Linked DNA regions of Homo sapiens: region 1 is linked to region 2. Evidence: read pairs that join two places in POLR2A ChIA-PET (ENCODE). Cell type or tissue: A673. All regions are shown on one strand. Links, peaks and the distances in the headings refer to the core of each region. The heading gives the core; the rest is flanking DNA.

Region 1 (5,384 bases), core at 110-5,109, 1.4 Mb before region 2:
GGTCTAGCTCTGTTGCCCAGGCTGGAGTACAGTGGTGTGATCATTGCTAACTGTAGCCTCCAATTCCTGGGCTCAAGTGATCCTTCCACTTTAGCCTCCAAAAGTGTTGATATCACAGGTGTGAGCCACTGTGCCCAATTCTCCTCTTAGAATTAGAGAATAAGGACAATTCAGGGAATAGGAACAATTTCCAAAAACAGGGCAACCTTTAAATATTTTCTTAGTCAGTTTCAAATATTTTCATTTGATCCTTACAGCAAAATGATAAAGTACACAAAGTAATACCACAATTTTACAGGTAAGGAAACTAAGGCTCAAAGTTACATAGAGAATTTGCTCTCAACACATGGTTAGCTGAGGAGTCAAGTCAAGACTGCTGAATTGTGACCCCCCAAAAGATGTGTTGAAGTCCTAACCCCTGGTGCCCATAAATTTGACCCTACTTGGAAACAGGGTCTTTGTAGATGTAATCAAGTTAAGATGAGGTCTTTGGAGTGACCCTAATTTGATGACCAGTGTCCTTATAAGGAGAGGCACGTGGAGGTAGAGACCCATAGAGAGAATGCCATGTTGACAGGTAGAGACTAAATGGCTACAGATGCAAACTATGGAACGAATGGGGCTACCAAAAGCTGGAAAAGCCAAGGAAGGACCCTCCTCTAGAAAATTCAGAGGGAGCATGGCTCTGCCGATACCCTGATTTCTCCAGAAGTGATAGAAAACAAATTTCTGTTTTAATTTCTGTTTTTAAGAGCTTAAAAACTTTTAACATGCTTAATCAAGTTTGTGGTACACTTTGTTACAGCAGTCCTAGGAAACTATAATATAAACTCTAATGCAGATCTGCTGGTTCCAAGGCTGGTGTTTTTTTCCTCTTCAAACTCTGCTATCCCAATTAATTTCAATTCAGCTAGAATTTACGGCTATATTGAATTTACAAGAAAAAGTTAAAGTTGGAGTAGAGAAATAATTTTTTAAAGGAACTTTTCTAGTAAATGTGAGACAATACATTCCCATTCTTTCTGTATACACAGTATTATACATGGTCACTGATGTTCGTCATGAAGATTCTGCAGAACTTCACAGGCACCCCGGACTTTAAGAATACTTTCTGGTTTTATTTATTAAGACAAGAAATTAGATTTCTACCTTTTCGAGAATGTCCTCAGCAAAAACCTAGTAATAAGCAAGGTCTTATTCTATAAGTTGTCTTGTTAGCAATAGTGATCAGCAGATGAGACTTCTAACATTTCTATTTCGAATGATTCAGGTGTGTGTACTAGGAGCTAGTTTTCACCTATGGTACTACATCCCAATCCCCAAGGAAACGTCCCTCATGGTATTCTGCAGTAGGCAAGGATGAATGAGCACAACACATTGCTTACAAGGCAAAAAGCCTTCTTCACAGAAATCCAGCTGGAGAGATCGGCTGACAGAGGAGGTACTGCCAATACTCACAATTAACACACCAAGAGAATAAAACAACAACAACAAAACCAAAAAACAAAACCAAAACGAAACCTAAAAGCAGCCACTAGTTCTTAAATACAAGAAAGTACTTTAAAAGGCTTTTTCTAAGACTTAAATTATTCGAATATCTAAAGGCAACAGTGTTCCCATTTAGAAGGATAAAAAGCACTCACAACAAGCCATCATTTCCTTTCAGACACTTAACTGATGTCAGACTGATTTAAAATTAGCCACTGCAAACAACAAAAAACAGCAGCCATTTTGCATCTTTAACCATATCCTCCATAAACAAAACTGGCAGTCCTCCTTTAAAAAAAGGCCTAATACCAGTCAAGAAACCAACAAAACTTGGCCAGGAGCAGTGGCTCATGCCTATAATCCCAGCACTTTTGGAAGCCAAGGTGGGAGGACTGCTTGAGATCAGGAGTTCAAGACCAGTCTGATGTATGCTTGCTCTACAAAAAATTAAAAATTAGTCAGGCATTGTGGTGTGTGCCTGCAGTCTTAGCTACCCTGGAGGCTGAGGCTACAGTGAGCCATGATTGTGCCATTGCACTCCAGCCTGGGGGACAGAGTGAGACCCTGTCTCAAAAAAACAAAACAAACAAACAAAAACAACAAAAAAGAAACCAACAGTTAATTTTAAAATTAAATGCCCAAAGGTAATACTCTGTATTTTTCATATTGCTTCTGGGAAAATAGGCAGATTGATATGTGATCAGTGGGAATTTTTCATATAAGGAAATAAGATGACAACAACAACCCTTGTCACCCCCAAAGAGCTTCAAAAATACCTAAACTGCCATATAAACATTCATTTAAAAAGTGTTATTTCATATCACAATGACTTTCAGAAGAAAATTGAAACTATAACTGTCTTCATGCTTAATAACATAATAGCTGTATATTGCAACTAAAGAATTAGTTTATGAACTACTGGCTTAGCAATGGACATTTCAATTTATGTAAAGCACCAGTAAGAGAAAGCAGGAGTCCCCTTTCCAGACACACTAGCAATCTGTACCAAGTAACCAAATAGTAAGACTGTGAGGAAGCACAGAAGAGAAACAAAAGGAAAACCACAAGGACCTAGAATTTATCATGAAGTTAAACATCTAGGAAGATGCACTAATGTAGAACAACATAATAAAGACAGCTACAATGTTAGGCATGAAACAGAAAAACAATAGTATCTGTTGTTAAACAATTCCATGAAAATATCTAAAAAATACAGAAAAATGACTCAACACACACACACACACACACACACACACACACACACACACACACACACACGGAGAAAAGGGTATGTGTATAGGAATTCATAAGTTCAAAGCTACAGCGCAGTCTACTGAATTAAAGCCATAATGACAATTTCCTGAAGAATTGAATCAAGTCTGAGCTAACAGCCATCTGGAAGGTGTTAGCTGCTTCCTCATAAACAAGCACTAATGCAGTGCTTAGAGTAACCTAGATAAAATGTAAGACACACAACACACTGGAATGTCTCACTAAATGGCAACAAGATAAAGGTATCTGAGAGGGCTAGAGCTCTCTCAAAAATGTTAACTTGATATAATAGTAATCAGGCAAGAGACCAAGAGCTACAAGTTATGCCTTAGGTAAGTAACAGCTCTCAAAACAAACACTTCAAAGAGCAAGGAAGAATTTTGGGAACAGCTGTAGAAATTAGATTTGATTAAAAGATTCCATTTTGATGGAATTTCATTTTTCATTTAAACTACCATTTACTTTACCCCATACAAAGAGATGGATGATCTCTGCCCTTAATAATTTTTTAATCCAATTGAAAAAAAGGGAACAAAACAATGAAAGAACAATTAAAAGGTAATTCATTAAGAAAAATCTTTTGGTTTCGGCTAGCATTCTACGGACAAAATTAATCCAAGAGACTGGCTGAGAATCATTAAACATGCTTTAAAGCATGAGAAAAACCTTATCTAGTTCAAAGATAAACAGTTTACTTTTTTCTTTTTAAAAAACAGACAGTCTCACTATGTTGCCCAGGTTGGTCTGGAACTCCTGCACTTAAGTGATCCTCCTACCTCAGCCTCCCAAAGTGCTAGTATTACAGACATGAGCCACTGTGTTCGGCCAACAGTTTAATTTTTAATTATTAAAAATGTTCAATCATAAACATAAAATAAAGCTGTCTTCATTCCTCAGGTGAGCCGTCTAATGTTTTAGCTCACCATAACTATTAGCCAACAAATCAAACCAATTTTGAACACCACTGCAAGTTATTATAATGGTTACAAGTAAGTGAAATGAGAGATTAAGGAGGGGCAGAGTAAGTTATATGATGAAAAAGGTAAGTTTACAAGGTGATTCATTTACTTAACAAATAATGTCCAAAAACTATTACATGTCAGGCACTGTTCTAGGAACTAGGGACAGAGAAGTAAACATGCCAGAGAAGCTTGCCTTCATGAAGCTTATAATCTAGTAAAGAAAGCCCTTGCTAGACTGGATGGATGCCAGGTAGTCACAAGGTCTGTAAGAAAAAATAATGCAGAATAAGGAAAAGAATTCCAGATCTCATAAGGATGTGAAAGGGACACCAGATGACTGAAGACTGGACAAAGAATAAACCCACTTTATGGCAGGTGAAGGACTTATGGAAAAGACAAATAACAGCAGAACACTGGATACTTATTGAGAATTGTAAAAGCATGGAATCGAAGAACTTGAATATTCCGTTAACTCATTATTACTCTTATAAATAGGGAGGCTTCATGAGGTTGTTTTAAGATGGAAGGAAAGCTGAGAAAAGGCTTTAAATGTTCAGTTATATTTAGATTCACCTCCTTAGGCTGGACACAGTGGCTCACACCTGTAATCCCAACACTTTGGGAGGCCCAGGAGGGAGGATCACTTGAGGCCAGGAGTTTGAGACCAGCCTGGCCAACATGGTGAAACCCTGTCTCTACTAAAAATTAGTTGGGTGTGGTGGCGTGTGCCTGTAATCCCAGCTGCCGGGGAGGCTGAGGCAGGAGGTTTAACACAGGAGGCAGAGGCTGCAGTGAGCTGAAATCGTACCACTGCCCTCCAGCCTGGGGGACAGAGTGAGACTCCATTACCCACACACAAAAAAGATTCACCTCCCTAAATGTTTGAGTATGGAGATGGGTATTACAAATACTGCCTACAAAAGATTGTTCCAATATTTACAAAACGGATTAAATCGGGGAGGCAGAGAACATGAGTGACTATTGCAAAACAAGTGTGAATAAAGAGGTTCCAAGACTGGGTGAAAGCTGTAGAATGCAAGGAGAAGGGTGGGTCTAATTATAGCAGAGGAATAATTAGTGAGACTTTGTGATTAGATACATGCAGAACAAAGGAATTACAAAATAATTAAAAGTAACATTAACAAATTTAAGATTCTGACTTTCAAATGATTCAAATGACTATGTAGAGAGACCAAAGCTTCTTCAAGCCATTTCATTGCTGCCTGATTTTATTTTCCTAGTTATCAATTTGCTTCCTTCATTTGCTTTTTCAGTAATACTTAAGTACTCATTTCAAATTTTATCTTTCAACTAGAAACTTATTACCCTAATGTTCTCATTCACTTCTCTTCTGATATAAAGTAATTAAGAAAAGGTATTTCTGTCCCTGTTTTTTTTCATGCACAAGGAAATTCTGGCACTTTTCTGGTGTTTCTGTGAAACGGTTATGTGGGTTTTAGAAGGCAACAGGACGTAAAACCTGGGTTAAGAGCAGATGCTGGGTGGGTACGGTGGCTCATACCTGTAATCCCAGCACTTTGGGAGGCCGAGGCAGATGAACTGCTAGAGCTCAGGAGTTCAAGAACAGCCTGGGCAACATGGCAAAACTCCATCTCTAAAAAAAATACAAAAATTAGCCAGGCATGGTGGCATACACCAGTA
Region 2 (5,384 bases), core at 116-5,115:
TATTTTCTTGTTGTGCTCGAGTGTTCGTCTCCTTGTAGATTGTATCTAGGCTAACATTTCATTTAGTTGTTAATGCTGACGTAATTGTTTCCTGCTTATATTTTATCATATCCCTGAGCTTCTGTGTGCTCTACATTTCATAGGTAATGAAAAGCAATGTCCTTTACTCTCAGGGAGCTTCGTCCACTTGCCTGTGTCACAACCTCTCCCTTGGTGCTAATTAGGAAGCTTCTTGTGGGACTGAAGGGAACTGACCACTGGAGCAATGGCCCAAATGTTGTTTTTGGAGCAGAGAAATTATTAGCCCAGAGATTCCTTAAATTCTCCGTGTGATTTATTTTTTTATTTTTTGAGTTGAGGTCTAGCTCTGTTGCCCGGGTTGGAGTACAGTGGTGCAATCATAGCTCATTGAAACCTCAAATTCCTTGGTTCAAGCAATTATTTCCCCTCAGTCTCTAATAGCTGGGACAACAGGCATGTGCCACCATGCCTGGCTAATATTTATTTTATTTATTTTTTTTTTGTAGAAACAAGGTGTTGCTATGTTGTCCAGGCTGGTCTTAAACTCCTGGCCTCAAGTGATCCTCTTGGGTTGGCCTCCCGGGACTCTGGGATTCCAGGTGTGAGCCACGGTACCTAGCCATATTTTTATTTGTATGAGTATTAAGTAGTTTGACACAGCAACAAAGTTGTCCTTTGTTTCCCAAAGGCAAAAGTATACATTTCTTACTAAGATATCTTATAAACATTCTCTCTCCTAACACCTCCTTCTAGTAATCATTTTCACATAGTAGAATACTTCACTCAGCTGAAAATGAGTGGCCAAGAAAAAAATACAAGAAAAGGAATAAGAAGTGATTATTTTCTTTAGGGCTGCACTTTGAATGTGATGAGTAATAAGGTTACCTTCATTGTGGAGGTGATGTTTACAATTGCCTCCAGCCCTTTACTATTGGTGCTGAAGCCACCATTGGTGCCAGCTCTATAATTTCTTCTTCTTGTGGAATTAACAAAGAAAGGAGTGTCAAGGACTGAGATGACCCTCAGATTGGGGGGCTGTCTTAGATTCTAGGGCTTTGTAGTACTATGTTTCTGTTTAAAGTAGTGGCCTCAGGTGACTTTGTAATAGCCCTGTAGTTGCAAAAAGGGTAACTACAAAGAAATGAAACTGACTCTAGTGTGTGTGACTTCTGGAAACAGAAGTGGGGCAGTAAGTTGGCCATGATATAGCTAGTGTCATAGGACTACAGCAGAGTAGTGAGTGAATGGCCTTAAGCTTACAGCTGTGGTGAATAAGAATGTGTGCTATTTTACACACAGAAGAAAATGATTGACTTTTGGTTGGAGGAAAGAATTTATATCTGGTCTTTTGGAAATTATTCTGTTGCTGTTTTATGTGGGCTCTCTCTCTCTCCCTCTCTCTCTCTCTCTGTCTGTCTCTCTTGCTGCTCCCTCTCCCTGCCACCTTGTCCATTCTCTGCTTGCTGGTGTTACTTTATGTTAACTAGTCTCCTTGGACTTCATTGCAACCTTTTAAGCCAGCCGTTCAAGTGAGAGGCTCTGGAGTGATCATAACGGTGATAACAATGGAGTAAACATTTCCAGAGACACTGATTTTTTTTTTATATGCTCTGTTTTTCTTAGGCAGGATGATGTAGAAGATAATTGCACAGATATGGAAGGAGATGTTTCTCTGTATGTGAAGCCTTTAAATCCAGAACAATTAATTTCTTCTCTTCTTAAAACCCCGTAACATCACTTGACTCTGGAATTTCCTATTTTCTTTTACTTTCTCCATTTTTTTTCCATCTGTCCCTCCTACGAATATGTTTTACATGAAATAATGTATTGGGTTTTATCTTTTGTCCCAGCAGACCTGAAAATCCCAGTATATTACCACAGACACACATACCATCTGGTCACCAACAGGGACATCAGGGCCAAGAGCAGTTTATACTTCTTTCTTTAGCTCACAAACTACTATAGCTTGCCTGTTCAGTTTTTTTTTTTTTTAATATTCAGTTTTGTGCCATACTCTCCCCCACCCCCAGCCTGCTGCCTCTGCAGAGCATAACATTCTAATCTTGTCAGACCGTGGATAATAGGATGTTCCCTGGTCTTGGCATAGAGGCCATAGGCATACAACATGCTTTATCTGCCTTGCTTAGACTCAGCATCCCTTTCTGTCTTGAGAGATTCAGGCTTCCATAAAGTAGACCTGTAGACCTATGTTGGCTGAGGTCACCCTGCATTACTACTTTCCTCCATCCCTGAACTAGGACCAGTTAATTTTCGAAGTCTAGTTCTTCAGTGTCTATTAAACTTTTTCCAGTAGTTAATCGATCTCTTAAATTAATTTTCTTTTCAGATTATTTTTGGTCACCTAAGAGGACCCTGAAGCTATAGTGCCAAAGGTTTAAAGCATGAAGTACATTCTGTGGTTGGTCATTATGGGATTGGATGCCAAAAGGAATGGGAGAGAAGAGACTATAAACATATTTTAAGCCTTATCTCTTTTCTCCTATTCTTTTCTTTACCTTTCCTGGCCCATGCTTTCCTGCCATATCTTTGCTATGTATTTCTTCATCTTGAGCTCTCAAGGGAAAAAACAGGAGTCCTTATTTTTCTATTTATTTCAGGGAAAATTGAAGGTAAATAATATCTGCAAAGCTTCAGGAAGAAATTCAGTTGCATCTGAATCTGAGTCGGCAGTTTTTGATAGCCTGTCACTGCTCAGGGATAGCACTAAGGCTCTCTTCAGAACCAAAGGGCAGGATAAATAAATCTATGAAACTAGAGGCATCATTGAATCATCTGAGGACCTTTTTTTTTTTTTTTTTTTCACTAAAACGCTTCCTATAACTTGGATTAAAATTCAAAAATGGGATTGCAGTCATTGTTAATTGCTCAACTAGTGGCAGTTTTTCCTTGCTGAGGGAACACTGATGTTGTTTAAGACAGTTACATGCCTAGCCCCAGGGATGAATCATAATTGTTCTAGGCCTTTCATGTCTTTCCTTTCTTCTTGTCCAGATACTTTTCCAACCAGCCTTTACTCGGAGGTGTTCATGTGACCCTGTTTTGGCCAATAAAATGTAATGGAAAATCTGGGAAACACTTGGGAAAAATCTTCCCTCTCTGCTTAAAGGAAAGTTCTTTTTACCTCTTTTTCTCTTGTTCAAGGTATTAGTATTAGTCAGTAGGGTCTGAATCTGTGGCAGCAATCTTGCAGACATGAAATGAAAAGTACAAACATGAAAAACCAGCATATTAAAGATGCCAGGTCAGAAAAATAGAAAGAACCTGCTTCTGTGAGCCACTGAATGGTGCCATTAACCATCTGCATTTGAGCATTTTGAGAAAATAAACCTCTATTTCTTAAAGTTCTGTATCAGTCAGGGTTTCCCAGAGAGGCAGAACAATAGGGATAGAGAGATACATAGAGAGAGATATGAGAGGGATAGAGAGAGACACAGAGAGAGATATGAGAGGGGATTAAGGGAGTTGGCTCATGTGATTGTGGAGGCTGAGAAACCCCACCACAGGCCATTCATAACCTGGAGACCTTGGGATGCTGGTGGTCTGGCTCAGTACAAGTCCAAAAGCCTTGGAACCAGGGAAACTGATGGTGTAATTCTCAGTCCAAGGCTGAATTTTCAAGTCTGAGAACCTGGGGGTGGGATGGGGGAGTGATAGTTTTAAGTCCTGGAGTCCCAAGGTTAGAGGATCTGGGGTCCTAATGTCCATGGGCAGTTGGAGAAGAGTGTATCCCTGCTGCAGGGGAGAGAGAGAAGCCAATTCTCCTTTCTTCTGTTTTTATTCTACCCAGGCCTCCAGTGGATTGGAGGTGCCTGCCCATATTGAGGGCAGATCTTCTCTGCCTAGTCCACGCTAACTCACATGCCAATCTCCTCTGGAAACACCCTCACAGACACACCCCAAAATAATGCCTTACCAGTTCTCTAGATATTCCTTAATCCAGTCAAGTTGATGCCTAAAATTAACCATCACAGGCTTTATGGCTCTATTACCCAAGAATTCTGTTACTTTCAGCTGAAAACATTTCTAATGGACATATTCCAATTCTGTATAGATCAGATCTCAGTTTCATTTCCCATTATATCCTTCTCTCTCTTGATTTAGAATTCTCTTTTTCTCCACTCTTCTGTGTATGCTAAAATACTGTCAATCTCGTCTTTGAAGGTTTTGCTCATCTTTAAAAAATCTTAGTTGATTATGTTTTATGTGTCATTTAATTAAGGAATGAATTTGCTTATTTTTATTTCAGTAGCTTTTGGGGTACAAGTGGTTTTTGGTTGCATGGATGAATTGTATATTGGTGAAGTCTGAAATTTTAGTGCACCTGTCACCAGAATAGTGTGCATTGTACCCAATATATAGCTTTTTATTCCTTCCCCTTCTGAGTCTCCATAGTCCATTATATCACTCTGTATACCCTTGTGTATCCATAGCTTAGCTCCCACTTACAGTTGAGAACATACAGAATTTGATTTTCTATTCCGGAGTTACTTTACTTAGAATAATGGCCTCCAGCTCCATCCAAGATGCTGCAAAAGACATTATTTCATCTTTTATTTTTTATGGCTGAGTAGTATTCCATGGTGCATATATACCACATTTTCTTTATCCACTCATTGGTCTATGGGCACTTTGGTTGATTCTGTATCTTTGCAATTGTGAACTGTGTTAACAATAAAAATATATATACGAGTGTCTTTTATGGTAGATCTCCTTTTAGTTCTTTAAGACACCTCCATACTGTTGTCTGTAGAGGTTGTACTAATTTACATTCTCACCAGCAGTGTATAAATGAGACAGGGTCTCACTCTGTCACCCAGGTTGGAGTGCAATGGCATGATCATGGCTCACTGTGGCCTTGACGTCCCAGGCTTAAGTAATCCTTCCACCTCAGCTTCCCTGGTAGCTGGGACTACAGGCACATGCCACCATGCCTGATTAATTTTGTTTTCGTTTTTGTTTTTTTGTAGAGACAGGGGTCTCACTGTGTTGCCTAGGCTGGTCTTGAACTCTTACACTCAAGCAATCCTCCCTCCTAAGCCTCCCAAAGTTCTCCAGTTATAGGCGTGGGCCACTGTGCCTGGCCTTATAAGTGTCATTTTTAAAACATTGGTTTTTAACCATATAGAAATAAATCTAAAAAGAGCCTGCAAAACAAAACATCCTTTAAACATGTTTAAGTAGATAGAATATCTGAAATTCTGGATTTTTCAGTCACTTCATTATTATGCCGTGGCAGCCAAGTAATCCTTAACTTCAGTTGGATGAACTAAACTTCCTAAATACAGCTTCATTGCAGATTCCAACTTCTATGTTATCTTCTGTCATTTGCCTTTTAACACTTT

The links. Peaks named below come from ENCODE experiments on the same cell type or tissue, not always from the same donor. Only the 100,000 strongest peaks of a DNase experiment are listed, where the experiment ranks them.
Region 1: POLR2A ChIA-PET joins it to region 2 with 5 read pairs; 1 of 35 experiments calls an interaction of 5 or more read pairs at or near these places.

Annotation. Positions count from the first base shown.
Region 1 is chr11:85,966,232-85,971,615 of GRCh38, forward strand. The region is part of intron 19 of PICALM (phosphatidylinositol binding clathrin assembly protein); the gene reads right to left. Among named protein-coding and RNA genes, the nearest start is that of PICALM, 100 kb to the right of the region's middle. In A673, for the core only: no CTCF peak of the experiment used is centred there; a DNase peak (open chromatin) is centred at 2,850; H3K27ac peaks cover 1,157 bases.
Region 2 is chr11:87,324,089-87,329,472 of GRCh38, forward strand. TMEM135 (transmembrane protein 135) reads left to right here. Exons shown (of 15, transcript NM_022918.4): 15 at 1-4,736. It also overlaps the pseudogene LOC100420680 and the pseudogene PSMA2P1. Among named protein-coding and RNA genes, the nearest start is that of TMEM135, 290 kb to the left of the region's middle. In A673, for the core only: no CTCF peak of the experiment used is centred there; a DNase peak (open chromatin) is centred at 2,093; H3K4me3 peaks cover 407 bases; H3K27ac peaks cover 646 bases.